Regions from separate parts of the Homo sapiens genome. Here region 1 is linked to region 2. A link is an interaction called in ENCODE POLR2A ChIA-PET data of the cell type or tissue named here. Cell type or tissue: GM12878. All regions are shown on one strand. Each heading gives the region's core, and the rest is flanking DNA. Links, peaks and the distances in the headings are about the cores only.

What was found. Peaks named below come from ENCODE experiments on the same cell type or tissue, not always from the same donor. Only the 100,000 strongest peaks of a DNase experiment are listed, where the experiment ranks them.
Region 1: POLR2A ChIA-PET joins it to region 2 with 6 read pairs; 2 of 35 experiments call an interaction of 5 or more read pairs at or near these places.

Annotation. Positions count from the first base shown.
Region 1 is chr7:44,665,830-44,671,772 of GRCh38, reverse strand. It overlaps OGDH (oxoglutarate dehydrogenase), which reads right to left. Exons shown (of 23, transcript NM_002541.4): 5 at 4,922-5,037. Among named protein-coding and RNA genes, the nearest start is that of OGDH, 62 kb to the right of the region's middle. In GM12878, for the core only: no CTCF peak of the experiment used is centred there; no DNase peak of the experiment used is centred there.
Region 2 is chr7:45,030,635-45,036,577 of GRCh38, reverse strand. The region is part of intron 1 of CCM2 (CCM2 scaffold protein); the gene reads right to left. Among named protein-coding and RNA genes, the nearest start is that of CCM2, 33 kb to the right of the region's middle. In GM12878, for the core only: no CTCF peak of the experiment used is centred there; a DNase peak (open chromatin) is centred at 3,150; H3K4me3 peaks cover 657 bases; H3K27ac peaks cover 1,255 bases.

The sequences.
Region 1 (5,943 bases), core at 650-5,649, 360 kb after region 2:
TTTTTGAGACGCAGTCTCGCTTTGTCGCCCAGACTGGAGTGCAGTGGTGCAATCCCAGCTCACTGCAACCTCCGCCTCCCGGGTTCAAGCGATTCTCCTGCCTCAGCCTCCCGAGTAGCTGGGACTATAGGTGCATGCCACCACGCCCGGCTAATTTTTTTTGTTGTATTTTTAGTAGAGACGGGGTTTCACCGTGTTAGCCAGGATGGTCTCGATCTCCTGACCTCGTGATCCGCCCGCCTCGGCCTCACAAAGTGCTGGAATTACAGGCGTGAGCCACCGCGCCCGGCTATTTAAGATATTTTTATTAACCCGTTTGTTCCCCCACAAACCTCCTGATGAAATTTGATCCCCAATGTTGGAAGTGGGGCCACATGGGAGATGTTTTGTTTGTGAGGGTGGATCCCTCATGAATAGATTAATGCCCTTGCTCAGAGGTGAGTGGGTTCTTGCTCTATTAGTTCTTGAGAGAGCTGGTTGCTAAAAAGAGCCTGGCACCTCCCCACACTCTCTCTTGCTTCCCCTCCCACCATGTGATCTCTGCACAAGCAGGCTCCCCTCTGCCTTCCACTAGGAGTGGAAGCAGCCTGAGGCCCTCACCAAATGCAGATGCCCAATTAGATTGTGAGCCAAATAACCCCTTTTTCATTATAAATTATCCAACCTCAGATATTCCTTTATACTTTATAGCAATACAAAATGGACTAAGACAACCCCAAACCATATTTTCTTTTTTTTCTTTTCTTTTTTTTTTTTTTTTTTGAGATGGAGTCTTGCTCTGTTGCCCAGGCTGGAGTGCAGTAGCACGATCTCGGCTCATTGCAAGCTCTGCCTCCCGGGTTCATGCCATTCTCCTGGCTCAGCCTCCCGAGTAGTTGGGACTACAGGTGCCCGCCACCACGCCCAGCTAATTTTCTTCTATTTTTAGTAGAGACGGGGTTTCACTGTGTTAGCTAGGATGGTCTCGATCTCCTGACCTCGTGATTCGCCCGCCTTGGCCTCCCAAAGTGCTGGGATTACAGGCTTGAGCCACCACGCCCAGCCCCACAAACCATATTTTCTAATCACATCTAAGATAAAACTATGAACTTCTAAATTAGATGCACAAAAAATACAAGAAGAGGGTGTAGTTGGCCCCCTAATCCCTAATTTCAGAGTCAACATCAGTCCACTGTACCATCTCAACTTTACAGACACTTGGGGATCCATAGTGCCCAAGGTACTGACCAGCAGAAGAAACTACATTTCTGCAGAAACCCATTCAAGAAGACATGGCCAGCCCCAGAGTGGCTGTTAATGAGAACCTTCAAAGAGGACCTACCCTCTTTGGATGGGGTCCATGCCTGAGTTGCAAACCCAGTAACTGGCTATCTGTCCCTTCTTCATCATCACGACCCCAAATGACCCACTGGTGAGGGGTGCTGTGAGGGAAGGACTCTTCCCTTCATCACTACTGCTGTTTCCAATTACAGAGCTGGCAGAACTGTGCTACCCAGGCTCTGCCCATGCCTTTCCTCTCTCCCTTTTACACCTGACGGTGGCAGAATTTCCATTATTGAACAGAAGAAACTATTGGGTTAAAAACTCTAGAAATCAGTATCTCTCCAACATCAGCATTACTTTAACAATTAACTTGGAGATGTAGTTACCGGGCCACTAGATCATGCTGTGTTTTTCCTGTTCTTGGCCCTGTCTCCAGGAGAAAAGGGCAGCAAGATTCAGGGGCTGATTCTTTGTTTTTCCCTCTAATGAGACAATTTTTAGGAAGCCAATAAGTTGAATTTCCTCTAATTTTTGAAAAAGGTACAAATTGACCACCACATCACGTGATCAATAGCTTAAGATCTGTCTGATTATATCACCAATCTAACATACACACACATTAAATGTAAGTAAAGCATCACCATCAGGCAGGGCAATGAGAACTTTATGCAAATGTCTGTAAACTGTTGTGAAAATGGAGTCTTCTAAGTTGGGGCTGCTCTGGGGCCAGGAGCGCATACAGCCTTAGACTCCTGGGTACAGGTCCAACCATCTCAGACAACAAGAGCCAACTCCAAGGCTCTGGCATCAACTGGACTGAAAGGGAGGCAGCCCTTCAATGTGCTTCAGGCCCTCCACCCCCTTCATATGATGAAATCGAAATTACCTGGGATTCAAGATTCAGATAGGAAGTTAGCCATAGGGACATCAATGCCTATGCTCTCTGGGAAGGAAGGTCCTGAACAGGCCCCTGAGAGGTGACACTGTGACGTGCTATGGAGACAGTGACTCCATGGGAGCTTTCCAATGTGAGAGCATGTTTAAGGATGAGCTGCTGGGGCCAGGAGCAGTGGCTCATGCCTGTAATCCCAGCATTTTGGGAGACGAAGGCAAGAGGATCACTTGACTCCAGGAGTTCAAGATCAGCCTGGGCAACGTGGTGAGATCTCATCTCTATAAAAAATACAAAAATTAGCCAGGCATGGTGGTGTGCTCCTATAGTCCCAGCTACTCAGGAGGCTGAAGTAGGGGGATTGGTTAATCCCAGAGGTTGAGGCTGCAGTGGGCCATGATTGTGCCACTGCCCTCCAGCCTGGGTGACAGAGTGAGACCCTGTCTCAAAAAAAAAAAAAAAAAAAAAAAAAGCTGCCGGGCTCCCCACAGGGGACTCCTCTGAGGTAAAAGGTACTAGTGCTGAGTCTGCTCTCAGCACAGGCTGGTATCACCAGATGGCTGTTGTAACAGAAAATACACTGAAGGAACTGGGTGGAACACATGAGCAGTGAAATAACTTGGGGGTAGGGCCACTTGGAGAAGCTATATGGGGTGCCATTTGTGGGGGGTCCAGGCAACACAAGAACTTCACAGATCAGCAACATTCAACAGAAACATTATGTAAGCCACATATGTAATTTGTTTTTCTAGTAGACCCACATGAAATTTTCCTATTTTATTTGACCCGATGTATCAAACATTATCTTTTCAACATTTAAAAAGTCATTCAAATATTTTGTACATTTCAAGTGCTCAATAGTAACATGTGGCTAGTAGGCAGAACTAGAAACTATAGTCAGTGTGGTGATGTGGGTGCAGATAAAGGTGACAGGAAGGACCCAAAGGTTCATTCTTCTTGGATTAATCCTTATCACTCCCCCCTGGTGCCCAATACATCCCACTGGCCACAAGCTTCTGATGCTGGCACATAGTTCTGGTTTCTACCCCTTTCTCCTCAACAAGTGAGGAAGGCAGGCGGTGAAGCAGCTCCAAGCTGAGATGCTGACAATACTTCAGGATGCTCATCACAAACTACAGAAAATGCCAGCACTGGACACTCAGTTTTTTTTTGTTTGTTTTTGAGATGGAGTCTTGCTCTGTTGCCCAGGCTGGAGTGCAGTGGCGCGATCTTCGCTCACTGCAACCTCCCGCTCCCAGGTTCAAGCAATTATCTGCGTCAGCCTCCCATGTAGCTGGGATTACAGGAGCCCACCATCACACCCCGCTAATTTTTGTATTTTTAATAGAGATGGCGTTTCACGATCTTGGCCAGGCTGGTCTTGAACTCCCGACCTTATGATCCACCTGTCTCGGCCTCCCAAAGTGCTGGGACTATAGGCGTGAGACACTGTGCCTGGCCTGGACACTCAGATCTTTTTAAGCCACTGTGCAGCCAACTGGAAACACTGACAAGAGAGTTTTAAATTAAAATTCACTTGCGGCAGCAAGCATTAATCCCTGGGGTGCTAGAGGGCTTCTGATTTAGGGGACCTGGGCTGTGGCCTGGATATCAGTTCTGTAAGCTCTCCAGGTGGTTCTAATGTCCAGCCATGAGAGGAACAGCCTCAGAGAGCCCTGATGGCCAGTGTGGTTCAACCTGGGTTAGTTAGGGACGTCAGGATTCAGACTCTGCATGATAGGCAGGACCCCAGCTGATATATATACTCAATTCTGAGGGTCCCCATTCCAGGGTATTTCCTCAGTTTATTTTAACCTCGATCCTTTAGCTCTGAATACCAGGAACAGCATTAAGTAACAGTAATAGCCAACTCTTGGCATGCACCTCTCATCAAATCCATTCTCCCCTCTGCAATGGGCATAGAAGTCACCCTTATACTGAGGGAGGCTATGACTTGCCCAGGATGGAAGAACTAGACACAGGTAGCCTAACAGCAGAGCCACAACTCTTAGCCACTGTCTATAATGTGTGTGAATGAAAGAATTTCCTGGCAGGCTTAGTACTAACAGAGTCCAGAGAGAAGGAAAAAAATGAAACAAAACACAAGGATGAGAGGAACAGAGGGAGAGAGGAAAGAAGAGTGGCCACCACTCAGCAGCCCTGACACTGAGCTGTGCACGAAGCCACCCCTGACTTGAGGCCTGTCCCTCAGGGTTGAAGTGACTCTCCTTCCATCTGTAATAAACTCCTAGTGGGATCTGAAAGCAGAATTTACTTCCCCTCTCTATGGCTGATCACAAAACCACTGGTTTCTATCTATAAAATGGCAACAATAGCCACAAAAGTCCTCCTTCCCTTACAATTTTTAAAAAGACAGACAGGTTCATGTTTGTAATCCCAGCACTTCGAGAGGCCGAGGTAGGAGGATGACTTGAGCCCAGGCATTTGAGACCAGCCTGAGGAACACAGCAACACCTCATCTCTACAATAAAAAATTAAAAAAAAATTAGCTGGGCATGGTGGTGTGTACCAGTAGTCCCAGATACAAGAGGTTGGGGTGGGAGGATGGTTTGAGACTGGGAGGTCAAGGCTGCAGTGAGCCAAACTGTGTCACTGCATTCTAGCCTGGGTGACAGTAACTCTGTCTCAGAGAAAAAATAAAATAGAAAGATAGGACAAAGAAAAAAAATAAAACTAGTCTCAAAGCCATCCTGCCAATACAAGTTCTTAAGAAGTCCATTAGATTTTTCCAGAAACTGCTCTTACCTCCAGCCGACGGATGATCTCCCGCAGAGGAAGTGCTGATTCCTGTCCCCCGATGAAAGTGGTGGTGGGCAAGTGGAAGACCTTGTCGAGGTCAGACTCATCCAGGCCATAGAACCCTGCAGGGCGATGTGGGCAGGACAAGCCAGATGAGGAGGGATGGGGCACAGCCATGCAGGGACCACAGTTTATGGAAAGGGGAAGGAACTCCCCAGGTGAGCAAAAAGAGAAGAAAAAAATCATATAAAAAGCCCCTGATATATGTGAAATAAGTAATATTTTACAGCCAGAAACACAAACTTTAGCAATAAATAGAAGCTGAGGCTATTAGAGTATGACAGGTAAGTCACAATAAAATTCATATTATGCATAAGTTAGTTAAGTACACCAATTATTCATAATTTAGAGACAAATTTATTTCAAGGTCCCAAAGATAACCAATTTTGGGGGTGGGAAGAGAGGTCCATGAAAAGGCACTGGGTAAGTCAATCAAAAATCAGTACAATAGTTAAGGAGGAATTAAAGTAGAAAATGAAGAACTGATATAGAAGAACAGATCATATGACAATAATATATGTATGTGGTGAATGTCAAAAAGCTGGAGGAGGGGGACTAAGAAGTGAAGGAGAAACAGTCACCAGAAGTCAACTTGTCTGTTGGAGCTCCAGGCAGGGGTGCACCACAGGGCAGCACAGCAGCGTGCAAACAACCCCCAGCCTTGGATTAAGGACCATCGTCTTCTCCTGAAATTCCTGAACTATGCGTTCTGAGCCCATTCTGCAGGCAATACTCAGCAGTCACAGGTACAACCCTCCCATCTCCTGACTCCAATCACTCAGCGGGAACCAACTGAGTAAGCACTAATATTCGCTGCAGCACTGTGGGGGAAGACAACACCTCACCTGAAAGTGCATCTCAGTCTGAGAAAGAATAATGCTGGAAGAGCTCTTTCTGTGGCATTATATGCTTGTTTCATCTTGCTGTATCAAAGAGGAAGACTGTCAAATGACACCATACATTCTTTT
Region 2 (5,943 bases), core at 511-5,510:
AGGCCCTGCAGCTGCCTCCCTAATGAGGCTGGGGTTGGACCCTGCCCTGTATGAGCCCCTCCCCACCACCACCATCATGCTCAGCTCTCCAGCATTAGCGGGAAAAGTAAATAAGCAAACAAAAGCCACCCCAAATAAAACAAATCCTCAAAGAGCAAAACCCAACATTTTTCCTGACCCTGCTGCCTCCTGACAGCCAAGGCTGAGCTTTCTGCTCCTCAGCTTCCTTCTTACCTTTATTTATTTCACCCTTTCATAGCTGGGTTTTTATTCCATTCACCCACTAAAACAGACATGGAATCAGGAAGCTCTTTCAATAAAAACGAAAACAAAAAACACAACAGAAAGTCTTGCTTCCAGAGAAGTGCACTAACGCTGCCACCACGCCTCTGTCACTCTGTCCCCTGTGTTTCCTGCATCTCACGCACCCTTTGCCAGCTCTCTTTCTTCTACCAGTAAAGATAGATGTTCCTCAGGTCCTAGGCATGATCTCTGCTCCGGCATGCATTGGGCTGCACCACTTACTAAGCAAACTGGTTGGATGAGCTCTCACCATCTGCACAACAGGCTAACAATCCTTAGAGAAGTGCCACAGGCAATCAATACAATAATCTACATAAAGTTCTGAGCACGTCTGATATGTTGTGAACAAGCAAAATATATACCAGTTAATTTTATGACTGTATTTACCTTGACAATAAGTTAAAATTTATCTCTTCTTCCACTGCTGTCTATACATATATATATATATGTATATATGTATATAATCAGACTGTCTCCTACTCATCACTACCACAGACTATAATAAAGTTGGACCAGCATCACAGCCTAAGCTCTTCATTCGTGCCCCCAACAGGTGACACACCTGTGACCCAGGCTTAAAGCCCTATAATCTGCTAAAATGCTTCCTCTCTCACTTGGGCTGACTGGACCCACCCCTGCATCCGCCTTCTTCACCTGGAATAGCTCCCCTTGCCCGACCTGGAATAGTCTTCCCTTGACCCAGAGTGGTTCCCCATTGACCTGGAGTAGTCCCTCATCTACCTGAACTAGTCCTCTCATAGACCCAGAGTAGTTCCCCGTTGACCAGGAGTAGTCTCTCCCCTTTGACCTGGAATAGGCCCCCTCCCAGGTCCCATTCTCTGCTGCTCAGTACATCCGGTGGTAGGGGAGAGCATGGAGTAAGGATGACTAAAGGTCCTCAGAGTTGGTAACAGTTGGAGCCAGATGATGTATACAGTAGCTTTGTTAACTTTTCTCTGTATTTTTTTAATATTTGAATTTTTAAATATTTTTTGAAAATGATGAATATATTTTCTGCTTCCTGCTGATTACACTTAAACTGAGGCAAAATATAAAAGCATAAAAAATTAAGATCACCAACATCCTTACAAGATGATCCGCTCTAAGACGAACCACAGAGGGGACAGAAAGTGCTCCCAGGCTGGGTGCAGCGGCTCACGCCTATAATCCCAACACTTTTGGGAGGCCGAGGTGGGTAGATTGTTGAGCTCAGGGATTCAAGACCAGCCCGGCAACCTGGTGGGACCCCATCTCTACAAAAACTACAAAAATTAGCCAGGTGTGGTGGTTCACGCATGTAGTACCAGCTACTTGGGAGGCTGAGGCAGGAGGTTGCTTGAGCCCGGTAGGTCAAGGCTGCGGTAAGCTGTGATCATGCCATTGCACTCCAGCCTGGGCAACAGAGTGAGACCTTGTCTCAAGAAAAATAAAAACTTTTTAAAAATGCTTCCAGAAGCTGGGTGCAGTGGCTCACACCTGTAATCCCAGCACTTTGGGAGGGTGAGGCAGGCAGATCACTTGAGGTCAGGAGTTAAGAGACCAGCCTGGCCAAGATGGTGAAACTCCGTCTCTACTAAAAATAACAAAAATTAGCTGGGTGTGGTGGCGGGCGCCTGTAATCCCAGCTACTTGGGAGGCTGAGGCAGGAGAATTGCTTGAACCGGGGAAGCGGAGGTTGCAGTGAGCCGAGATTGTGCTATTGCACCCCAGCCTGGCCAACAAGAGTGAAACTCCATCTCAAAAAAAAAAAAAAAAAAAAAAAGGCCAGGCATGGTGGCACATGCTTATAATCCCAGCACTTTGGGAGGCCAAGACTGGCAAATCACTTGAGGTCAAGAGTTTGAGACCAGCCTGGCCAAGATGGTGAAACCCCGTCACTACTTAAAATACCAAAAATTAGCTGGGTGTAGTGGCAGATGCCTGTAATCCCAGCTACTCAGGAGGCTGAGAAAGGAGAATCGCTTGAATCCGGGAGGCAGAGGTTGCAGTGAGCTGAGATCACACCATTGCACTCCAGCCTGGGCAACAAGAGAGAGACTCCGTCTCAAAACAAAAAAAAAAAAAAGTGCTTCCATAAGAGCTTGCTGGGACTGGCCTGGGCTCAGAAAGCATGTGGCCTTGTGCTGCCCAGGCCCTGGCTCTATGACAGCAGTGAAGACAGGATGTCCCTAAGGCACTTTCGGGCTTCATTCTCCTTAATCCCTGACAAGCTTTGAGCCCCAGGACAAGTTTGGACATGACAGGTAGTTTGCAGTGCGGGGTTCTCATGGGAGAATGGTGAGAAATGGTCACCTATGATTTGTCAGCCAAGAAATCATGGTAAACTGTAAGTTAAAAACGGCCCTCAAAATTTAGTGATGCAATTTTAGCCATGCAAAAAATCATGTTTCTCTAGCCTCACTAAAAACACACCAGGCTTTGCTTGCCTGTGATTTCCTCTCTTCTGGCACTCTCAAGTGACAGATGGCACATGAATTACTTTTCAAATGTGTATGCTTGACCACTCACTTATTCTCCCAGGCCCTATGATGTGCAAGACCCTGGCCTGGAGGTTATGGAAATACAGAGGCATTTGGCCCATGAGCCCAGCTTTTCGGAAGCTTGCATCTCCACAGACATGGATAATCTCACATCAGCCACAGGAAAATGGCTGTCCCTAAACCATTTCTGCCTGCTAGCCCCCAAAGCTCATTCCTCCTAAATGATAACTAGCTGTGTCATGGACAGTGACTGAGCTCTGAATCTGACAGTGTGGGCAAGCAGCCTGGCTCCATTTGTTGGCTCTTCTGAAAGCTGCCTGTTAGCCAAACTAGTTACTAATCTACCTATGGGAGCAACAGGAAACCAACTCTGAGACAGGAGATTTGCCAAGATCAACCTCTAACCAAGAAGCCCACACCAAATCAACAGGTCCCACAAACCACATGCAACCTACACTGTTATTTTAATGTTGATGTACAGGTCATAAAATTATAGTCTCCACACAGAATTACAGTCTGCACTGGGAAGGACTCTGGCGCTCCCCCGTCCTACAATCCCACCCCTAAAGAGAGACCCTCTGCAGTTAGGCAGTGAGAAATAGTAGGAACTCTTGCAGGGCAAGGAAACCAGGACGGCCATCTGTAGATGCCTCTTATTGCCCAAGCATCACATCAATTCTTCCCTACATCGAGCTCAGCTCTTTCCTCCTCTGGCCTTTGCTCTTTTTTTTTTTTTTTTTTTTTTTTTTTGAGACGGAGTTTTGCTCTTGTCACCAAGGCTGGATGGAGTGCAATGGCATAATCTTGGTTCACTTAACTTCTGCCTCCCCGGTTCAAGCAATTCTCCTGCCTCAGCCTCTGGAGTAGCTGGGATTACAGGCACCCACCACCATGCCTGGCTAATTTTAGTATTTTTAGTAGAGATGGGGTTTCAACATGTTGGCCAGGCTGGTCTCAAACTCCCAGCCTCAGGTGATCCACCAGCCTCAGCCTCCCAAAGTGCTGGAATTACAGGCATGAGCCATTAGGCCTGGCTGCCCTTGGCTCTTACCCAGCAGCCAGCATGGAGCTTGCACAGACTGGACAGCAATAAACGCTGGTACTGACTCTTGATGGAACGCTTGGACCAGGCTAGGCATCTGGGGAGGCCCTTTGGTTAGAGGTGACACAGCCCCTGCCCTCAACGATGTCACAGTCAAGCCGAAGTAGTAAGACCAGAGTAAAGTAACTGAAATTAAATCCACAGTAAAAACAGTCAATCAATGCTGAAGACACACAGGATGCTCCAAAGGTACACTTAGGGCTCAGCCACCCTGTTCTTAAAGCTGCTGTTCTGAGCAGCAAGAGACAAGGAGAGGAATGAACAGGAGATACAACCTTCTGACTGCTCACAGACTAGCAGAGGAGGGCGACCCCGGAACGCCAAAGATAGGGCATGCCAAGGCGCTTCAGAGGAACCTGCCCCTTCTACCTGGGCCTCCAAATCACGAACATTTTAACAAGCAGATTCTGTGGACTACTTGGAGGCAGGCGTCTCTCTGGCCCTAGTCCTTAGTCTTCAATAGCAGCTACCCTAAGTTTCTTTTTTTAATGTCTCAAATAATTTTAATTGATGGGTAAGCCTTCCTAGAAAGTGGAATATTAACACTATTAAGTAAAGAAATGCATCTTTGCACATCTGCTGCAGCCTCCCTCTGCCACTCCTACCCATTCAGCACGGAATGCAGGGTAGCTGCTGTTCTCGCTGAGGATGATGGGGCTTTTCAGAGGTAATGTTTGCTCAGCTCTCAGCTGCAGGGGGTGGTAGGAGGGACAGCCGGTGCTGGGGAAGAGCTCTCTGCTATTCCAGATACAAAACTGAACAAGAAGCCACCTCAGATTTTTGGAAAAGAAGTTGCTTTTGAACACAAAATTTAAGCTGATGGCTGGGCGCAGTGGCTCACACCTGTAATCCCAACACTTTGGGAGGCCAAGATGGGAGGATCACTAGAGTCAGGACTTCAAGACCAGCCTGGGCAACAGGGTGAGACCTCATCTTTTAAAAAAAATACAAAAATTAGAACATAAAAATTAGCAGGACATGGTGGCACACACCTGTAGTCACAGCTACTTGGGAGGCTGAAGTGGGAGGATCACTTGAGCCTAGGAAGTCAAGGCTGCAGTGAGCTGTGATCACACCACTGCACTCCAGCCTGGGTGACAGAGCAAGACCATCTCAAAACAAATAATAATTATTAATTAAAAAGAAAAAAGCTGAGCGTGGTGGCATACGTCTGTAGTCCTAGCTACCTGAAAGACTGGGGGGAGAGAATCACTTGAACCCAGGAGCTCAAAGCTGCAGTGGGCTATGACTGCCCGCTGCACTCCAGCCTAAGTGACTAAGCAAGGCCCTCTTTTTTTTTTTTTTTTTTTTGACCTGGAGTCTCACTATACAGCCCAGGCTGGAGTACAGTGGTGTGATCTCGGCTCACTGCAACCTCCACCTCCCGGGCTCAAGCGATTCTCCTGCCTCAGCCTCCCGAGTATCTGGGATTACAGGTGTGCACCACCACACCTGGCTAATTTTTGTATTTTTATAGAGATGGGGTTTCACCATGTTGGCCAGGCTGGTCTCAAACTCCTGACCTCAAGTGATCTACCCACCTCGGCCTCCCAAAGTGCTGGGATTACAGGTGTAAGCCACTGCACCTGGGCAAGGCCCTGTTCTCTTTAAATCTAAAAAAAGAAAGAAAATAAATTTAAAGGAAAGTTCTAGTTAAAAAATAAATCGAGGCCAGGTGCAATGACTCACGCCTGTAATCACACCACTTTGGGAGGCTAAGGCAGGTGGATCACCTGAGGTCAGATGTTCAAGACCACCCTGGCCAACATGGTGAAACCCCGTCTCTACTAAAAATACAAAAATTAGCCGGGCATGGTGGTGCACACCTGTAGTCCCAGCTACTCGGGAGGCTGAGGCAGGAGAATTGCTTGAACCTGGGAGGTAGCAGTTGCAGTAAGCCAAGATCACGCCACTGCACTCCAGCCTGGGTGACAGAGTGAGACTCCGTCTCAAGAAAAAAATAAATAAAATAAATTGAGGGCAGGCACAGTGGCTCACACCTGTAATTCCAACACTTTGGGAGGCCAAAGCAAGAGGATCGCTTGAGGCCAGGAGTTC